Linked DNA regions of Homo sapiens: region 1 is linked to region 2. Evidence: read pairs that join two places in POLR2A ChIA-PET (ENCODE). Cell type or tissue: PC-9. All regions are shown on one strand. Region 1 holds the start of LOC102724593 (a long non-coding RNA gene). Region 2 has its middle 32 kb from the start of GPRIN2.

Evidence for each region. Peaks named below come from ENCODE experiments on the same cell type or tissue, not always from the same donor. Only the 100,000 strongest peaks of a DNase experiment are listed, where the experiment ranks them.
Region 1: POLR2A ChIA-PET joins it to region 2 with 7 read pairs; 1 of 35 experiments calls an interaction of 5 or more read pairs at or near these places.

The regions. Positions count from the first base shown.
Region 1 is chr10:47,741,444-47,745,443 of GRCh38, reverse strand. SYT15B (synaptotagmin 15B) reads left to right here. Exons shown (of 8, transcript NM_001370184.1): 8 at 1-727. It overlaps LOC102724593 (a long non-coding RNA gene), which reads right to left and starts at 1,745. Exons shown (of 2, transcript NR_134489.1): 1 at 1,434-1,745. It also overlaps a transcript of ANXA8 not described here. In PC-9, no CTCF peak of the experiment used is centred here; no DNase peak of the experiment used is centred here; H3K4me3 peaks cover 615 bases.
Region 2 is chr10:46,522,430-46,526,429 of GRCh38, reverse strand. No RefSeq gene overlaps it. Among named protein-coding and RNA genes, the nearest start is that of GPRIN2, 32 kb to the left of the region's middle. RefSeq lists an enhancer at 1,446-2,042. In PC-9, a CTCF peak has its summit at 1,647; DNase peaks (open chromatin) are centred at 1,059, 1,619, 2,109 and 2,549; H3K4me3 peaks cover 1,802 bases; H3K27ac peaks cover 3,944 bases.

The sequences.
Region 1 (4,000 bases), 1.2 Mb before region 2:
TCTTTCTGCTTTCTAGTCTCATCTGAGTGCCTCACATTTGGCAGAATCAACCTGGAATCCTGCTCATAAGACTATCAGGGAAATATAATTCCCAGACTTCCATTTCCAGAAAAATGTAATAAATACTTTTAAAGGGGATGGAGATGGTACCGTGTGCTAACCCCACTCTGAGACAAACCTGGGTCACAGGAACCATAGGGAAGATGTCTGCAGTAGAAGGGGACCTCGAAGTACTCAAGTACTTGGCTCACAACAGCACTATTCACATAAAGCCTGGCCTGCCCCTTGGTGACCTCCTTCCCTTACGCCTCTAGACTCTACTAGGTGATCAGAAATCCCTGCAAGCTAGTTGGGGAGGGAAGAGTGAAAGTGAAAAATGGAGAGGAAACACTGCTACCCGCCCAATGCCTGGAGCCAAATGCAAGCCTGGGCCAGGCTTGGGGGAGGAATCAAGAGGAAGCTTAAACTTAAAATGAAATCGAAAGTTTAGACTCCTACATGGGATTGGACATTTTAAATGCTGAACAGAGCCTATTTTTATAGCTAGAAGTTACAGGACACATTTTTGGTCAACTGAGAATGATCCAAAAATCATGTGAATTTTGTGATCCAGAAAGTCACAGAACATGCCCTAGATTTTATCCCAGGGGCAGGGAGGAGTGACCTGCAGAGCAAGTTTGAATTGGTAAATAGAAAACAAGAATAAAATAGTTTGCTGTTTACATTCCATAAGCCTGGCTCTTTCAACATCATGGTTATATTTCTTGGTTGAATTTAGTATGCCACTATGACGCCGGATTGTGATATTTGCCTAGGATGTTTTGTCCTAATATTTAGTATGGAATTATTTGCCCAAATCACCTGCCCCTCTCCACTTGTAGCTTTATTTCAAGAGGTATGTTTCTCAAAGTGGAGTGACTGCCAGAGTGGGAGAAAGGAGCTAGCCCTTACCGCTGTAGTAGGTCTTTGTACATCAGCTTGGTAAATCTGCAAGGCCCCCCCTCTTCCCCCCTCCCCCCCAACCCCCCCCCCACCAGGAGCCTTCCCCACGTGTGGACAAGAGAGATGGGAGGATCCGGGAGGATGTGCCGTTTCTCAGGGTCCCACAGCTAGAAGGTGATGGAGCTAGAATTTAAATCAGATTCCAAATGTCTAAAAATACTGTCATTATCACATATTACCAGAGACACCTCAAAAAAGACAGAGACGCCCTGCAGGGCCGCAACATTCCCGCAGCCTGGTAGGGTCTGTTGGGGGCCCCATGCCTGTGAGAGCCGCTCCTGCCGGTGCAGCACCGGGGAGGCTGTGCATTCAACGAGTCCTTCCTCCCTTCTCCTTTCATTCCATTGCTGCCTTCCTTCCTCCCTTCCCCCTCCGCTCCTTCCCCTAGACCTTCCTTCCGCCCTCCCTACCCCCCGCACGTCTCTCCCTACCGTCCTTCTTTCTGTGTGAATTATCTGTTCATCTCCATTGCTGCAGTACCGTCTGGCAAATCATCTGCTTGGATGCTCCTGGCTTTTTGAGAATCGGCTGGCATCAGGGTGCTGACTGACAAACTTCCCGGGGTCTGGGCACTGTGGGGACGGAGCCTGCAGACGGCGGTGTCCCCGCTAGGAGAGCCGTGGGGACGTGATTAACAGGTCAGGCCGGGCCGCGAGGTGGCGGAGGGGCCGCGCTTGCGGGCGTGGGGTGCTGGCAGAGCGCGATCCGCGGCCTGTGGCCCGCAGCCGGACCCGAGCGACAGCCTCCCGCAGCGTGTCTCCAGCGCCCTCTACTGTTCAGCATCCTCCCTGCCGCGAGGGGAGCCGCGGAAGGGGATTCTGGCTGTGCCCACAGAGCAGGTATTAAAGGATGGATTTGGAGGTGCGAGGCCATACATTGACAACCGGTATACCATGCGTCCCAAAACCTTCCCTTGTGTCCCCTTCCAAACACTACCTCTCCCTCCCCACCAAAATAACCAACGACCTGATTTTTATGGCAAACACTGCTTTTACCACCTAACCATGCAACTTCTCTCTCTCTCTCTCTCTCTCTCACACACACACACACACACACACACACATATATATGTATATATATATATGTGTATATATATATATGTATATATATATGTATATATATATATGTGTATATATATATATATGTGTATATATATATGTGTGTATATATATATATGTATATATATATATATATATGAAGCCTGTTGTGATTTTGATTGGGATTGCATTGAGATTTTTTTCTTTTTCCATTTCTTTTTTTTTTTTTTTTTTGAGACAGAGTCTTGCTCTGTCTCCCAGGCTGGAGTGCAGTGGCCTGATCTTGGCTCACTACAAGCTCCGCCTCCCGGGTTCACGCCATTCTCCTGCCTCAGCCTCCCGAGTAGCTGGGACTACAGGCGCCCGCCACCACGCCCGGCTAATTTTTTGTATTTTTTTTTTTTTTTTTTTTTTAGTAGAGACGGGGTTTCACCGTGTTAACCAGGATGGTCTCGATCTCCTGACCTCATGATCTGCCCGCCTCAGCCTCCCAAAGTGCTGGGATTACAGGCGTGAGCCACTGCGCCCGGGGTTGCATTGAGTTTATAAGTCAATTCAGGGGAGAATTGACATCTTTAAAATACTGGGTCATCTAATCAGTTCACATGGTATGTACTTCTGTTTATTTACCTCTTCTCTCATTTCTCTAAATAATATTTAAAGTGTCATGGACATCTTTCATTAAATTTTTCCCCAGACATTTGAATTTTTATGCTACCATAAATGGTATTGTTTTAAAATGTTTTATTTTCTAACTCTTGCTGGTATACAGAAATAAAATTGGTTTTCCTATTTTGACCATTTATTCAGTCATGCTAAACTCACTAATTCTAATAACTTGTCTCTGGATTCTTTTGAGTTGTTAATATACATACATAGTTTTGTATCTTAGGTCCAATCTTAGTATTTTTATTTCAACTTTTTTGCCTTATTACTCTTGTTAGGAATACCAGGAAAGTATTGAATACAAGTGATGATAATGGACATCTTTGTCTTATTTCTGTTCTCAGAAATGTTTCCACATTTCATTATTAAGGAAAATATTTACCATAGTTGTAGCTCCTTGAGATAAACAGTGTTAAAATTTTTTGGCCACTCTCCATTGATTTAATGTATAGTTTTCTAAAAATGAAATATTTTACATACTGTTTCTGAGTAAGATTTTTTACCCAATGCGCTGTAAACACCAAAATCATATATTTTTATATAGTTTTACTTGGCTTACCTTGTTTTTTTGCTTTAACTTGAAAAATATTTCCCTGTTAGGCCAGGCGCAGTGGCTCACGCCTGTAATCCCAGCACTTTGGGAGAGCGAGGCGAGAGGCTCACCTAAGCCTGGGAGTCTGAGACCAGTCTGGCCAACATGGAAAAACCCCATCTCTATTAAAAATACAAAATTAGCCAGGCATGGAGGTGCATGCCTGTAATCCCAGCTACTCGGGAGGCTGAGGCAGAAGAATTGCTTGAACCTGAGAGGTGGAGGTTGCGGTGAGCCAAGATCGTGCCATTGCACTCCAGCCTGGGCAACAAGAGCAAAACTCTGTCTCAAAAAAAAAAAAAAAAAATCCCTGTTTATTCTTTTTTTATAATCGTTTTATTGAGATATAATTCACATATATGATTCATCCATTTAAAATGTATAATTCGATGGTTATTGGAATATTTACATTTCTGTTTAATTCCCTCAATTAATTTTTACATCAACTTGTCAACTTGTATAGGCCATCCCTCAGGGACTTTGTTTATTGTTGAATTAACTCTGTATAGTACATCTTCCCAAACAGCAGGAGCACAGTAGAGTGTTCCACTACTTCTTGTCTCCTTTTATTTCCCTCATGATATTTAAATCATTTCCTTTCAATAAATTAAGCTCTTAAAGTTTTTGGTTTTATCTGTGAGCATGATTATTTTTATTTAGAATTATGTATTACTGTTATATGGTAATATAATTTTGTAAATTT
Region 2 (4,000 bases):
TGTGCACTGTGTGTGGTGTGTGGTTGTGTGTGATTGTGTGATGTATGATGAATGTGATGTGTGTGGTTGTGGTGTGTGTGGTTGTGTGTGTGACGTATGTGGTTGTGAATTTGTGTGTGAGGTATGTGGAGTGTGTGTATTGTGTATGGTTGTGTGCAGTGTGTTATTGTATGCGATTATGTGATGTGTGTGGTTGTATGTGGTGTGTGTGGTATATGTGTGTTGTATGTATGTGATGTGTGTGGTTGTGTGGTGTGTGGTATGTGTGGTTTTATGATGTGTGTGGTTTTGGATTTGTGTGTAGGGTGTGTGTAGTGTGTGTGGTTGTGTGTAGTGTGTGATTGATGTGTGATGAATAAGATGTGTATGGTTCTGTGTGGTTTGTGTGGTATATGTGTGGTGTGCATGTCGTGTGTGGTTGTGTGGTTGTGTGTGTGGTTGTATGATGTGTGTGGTTGTGTGTGGTCTGTGTGGTTGTGTGTATGCGATGTGTGTGGTTGTATGGGTGGTGTGTAGTGTGTGTGGTTGTGTGATATGTGTGGTTGTGTGTTTGTGTGGGGGTGTGTGTATTTTGTGTGGTTGTGTGTATGTGACTGTGATGTATGTGATATGTGTGGTTGTGTATTGTGTGTGGTTGTATGCAGTTGTGTGATGTATGTGATGTGTATGGTTATATGTGGTGTGTGTGGTATGTGATGTATGTGGTGTGTATGTGGTGTGAGGTGTGTGGTTGTGTGATATGTGTGTTTGTATGTGGGGTATGTGTATTGTGTGTGATTGTGTGTATGCGATGTGTGTGGTTGTGTGTGTGGCATGTGTGGTTGTGTGTGCGATGTGTGTGTTTGTGTGTGGGGTGTGTGTATCATGTGCAATTATGTGTATGTGATGTGTGTGGTTGTGTGTGATATGTGTGGCTGTGTGTGTGATGTGTGTGTGTGGGGTGTATGTATTGTGTGTGGTTGTGTGTGTGATGTGTGTTTGTGTGTGGGGTATGTGTAGTATAGAGGGTGTGAGTTATGTGTGTGGTATGTGAACCCGGCTCGCCACTTCCTGACCTCAGCAATCTTAGAGCTGTAAGTGCCCTGACATGGAGTTGCAGTGGCTTCTGACTCCCAAAGGTGCCCATTCTTCTGTGGCCACTGCCTTTTTAAAAAAGCAATTTTATTGGCTTCAGTCATCAAAATCTGATACAGAAGAGAGAAAAGAGAAATTCTTCTGGTTGAAATGTGTGTATGTGTGTGTGCATGGTGCGGGGTGTGCATGGGCGTGCTCATGTGTGTGTGTGAATGCACACACGCGCTCATGCCTGTGTCTGTGTTTGGATGTGGGGCCTCCTCAGACGGCTTGCACTCCGAATAGCTTGCTTGGAAACCACAGCGCTCACTGGCTGCTGGTGAGACCCGGCCCAAAGAGGGCCACCTTTGAGCAGGGTTAGTGCTCTTTGGCCACGGCCCTTTCACACCCTCAGGCTGCCTCTGGTCCGCAGGCTCAATCTGGAAGACACTACTCCTCCCACTCACCCCCATTCTTTCTGTGTGGTCTTAGCAAGTCACTGCCCTCAGGACTCTGGCCCCATGTTGAGTAAAATGGGTGGCCAGATATGGGCCTCTGACGCATGGCCCTTGCTGCCATTCCTCCAGGGCTTTCCATGCCAGTCCCAGGGTGTTCTGGACATGACCCTTACCCCTGAACCAGCTCTGATCCCATTGCAGCCCGAGGTGGGTTCCTGGGCTCCTTGGGGCAGGATGCCAGGCCATTCCAAGCCCCAGCACTGAAACTCCTCCTCCCCCTGAAAATGACTTTGCAAAAATTATAACAGTGAGAAAATGATGGCAGTGAAAGAGATCCGACCTAACGGACTCCATCTTGCTTCTAACCTCCAAGCGATCCTTGTTCATTCCTGGGGGTAGGTAGAACTAATTTTGGGAGAAATTTAGTTTATAGTTTTACTTTGCAACAAAAATGATAAGAGCCCTTTCCTGAAACAACCCCGCTTCTTGGCTTCTTGCCTGGGGACCAGTCTGCCTTTGAAGGACTAACAAATTAGTCACAATATTAGAAATTACGGTTTAGGAGTCACGCAGCCAGGGGCTGCAAGATTTGGAACCTCCCCAAACTGCTCCTGGGGCTAACGTCACTGTTGTAAAAACTCAGATTAATGCTAGAGCTATTTTGCAGACCCTGTGTTCCAATGCACCAGCAGGCACCCAGACCGGTACTCTGGCTCAACCAGTTCTGCGATGCCACCCAGGAACCGAATGAAGACAGCAAAATAATCCCACTTTGACACTCTATGATTTTATTTCTGACTCCACCAATCAGCACTCCCCACTTTCCGACTCCCTACCCACCAAATTATCCTTAAAAACCTGAGTCTCAGAATTTTCAGGGAGACTTAAAAATTTGAGTAATCATAAAACTCTGGTCTCTCATACAGCTGGCTCTGCATGAATTAGTCTTTCTCTATTACAATTCTCCTGTCATGATAAATCGGCTATCTGGGCAGCAGGTGAGGAGAACCCCTTGGGCGGTTACACCCCCACAGAAACCCTCTCTCTGCTTCCTGCTCCTCTTGCCGTTCCCCGCCCAGGCTGGCTCTGCCATGCCAGGGCCTGGCAGAGGAGCAGCAGAGGTGTGGCTGCCAGCCCCGCCTGGAAGCTCTGAGTTCCCTTCCTGCACCCACGTCCAGGACTCCAGCCTGGGCTCTGTAAAGGTCTTCTTAGGGGGGAAACACAAGCCTAGCCAGGGGGTGCCCTGAGGGACTGTGGGTGTGGGCAGGGCCCTTCCCTTCCCAGGGCCTCCTAGAGCCTGAATCTGTGCATACAGCAGGCCAGTCCCACCACCGTGGAATTTCCTGGCTCCAATCTCCCTTTGGTCTGGGCTGTTCCTACCAAGGCTGCCTGGCTGGGGTGGCAGCTTAGTGGGTGGCCTCACAGGACTCACAGCAGCCCCACAGGGGTTCTGTGAGCCTGGGAAGGAAGGAAGGACCCTCCAGCTCATATGGGCCTAAAAGCCACTGGCAGGCATGCTTCAGCCTGGGGGCAGCCTGCAGATGCCCGAGACCCCAGGCCATCACTCAGCCCAGTCTATCCATAATTACCCTGTTCACAGGGGTGGGGGTGGGGCGCCTCAAAGCGGGAAGCCCTCCCTGCCTCCCACCCAGGGTCAAGCCAGTGATATGCTGATAACCTTCAGTGACCCACCCCCTGCCACAATCACTCAGGGAAAGCCAGAAAACCCAGAGCTTGGGCTTGCTAGGTTGAACCTCTGCCGTTTCCTCTCCTTGAGTCTAATGGGCACGTGGGCTGGTGGAGACATGTAGGGTCTGAGAAATTACTGGGTCAAGGGTATGGTGGTGAGAAGGGAGGTGTGAGAGAGAGAAAACTCGGGAGGTGCAATCTGTGGAAGAGAGTACATATGACCCCTTGCTGGGGTGTGTGGGAAGACCGGGGCAGGTACCTGTCACCATAATCTGTCCACTCAGTGGATGAGCCCTCCCTAATGGGGATGCCAGCTGGATTTTGACATTTCAGGCACTTCAAATGCTTTTAAGACATTTGCTAACAAAGAGGTGAATAAGAGAGCTTCATGGCATGGAGGAGCAAGTGAGGTCTAGGCAGACCTCACTGCCCTTTGCCAGCTGTGTAACCTTGGGCAAGTGCTTACCCCACTCAGGCTTGGTTTCTTCATCTATAAAATGGGCTTCTTGGCTCTGTCTCAGAGGTCGTGATGGGGTCAGAGGTGATGAATGCAAAGTCAGTGAGTAGGGCCTCTTCCTCACCAACCAAATGGGGACTGAATTCGAGGTCTTGCCATGTGTTTCATTAGCATTTGAGCCCACAGTGCCAATAAAACGGACAGAATGGGAGGTTCTGTGCTAGGCAACATGTGCCTTCTGGCAACTGCACCACTGTCTAGGTGGAGCAGTGTTTGGTGAAGAAGGGAAGAGAGATTTCTGGTGGCCCATCGGCAAGGAGAGGCAAGGAGAGAGAGTGCTATA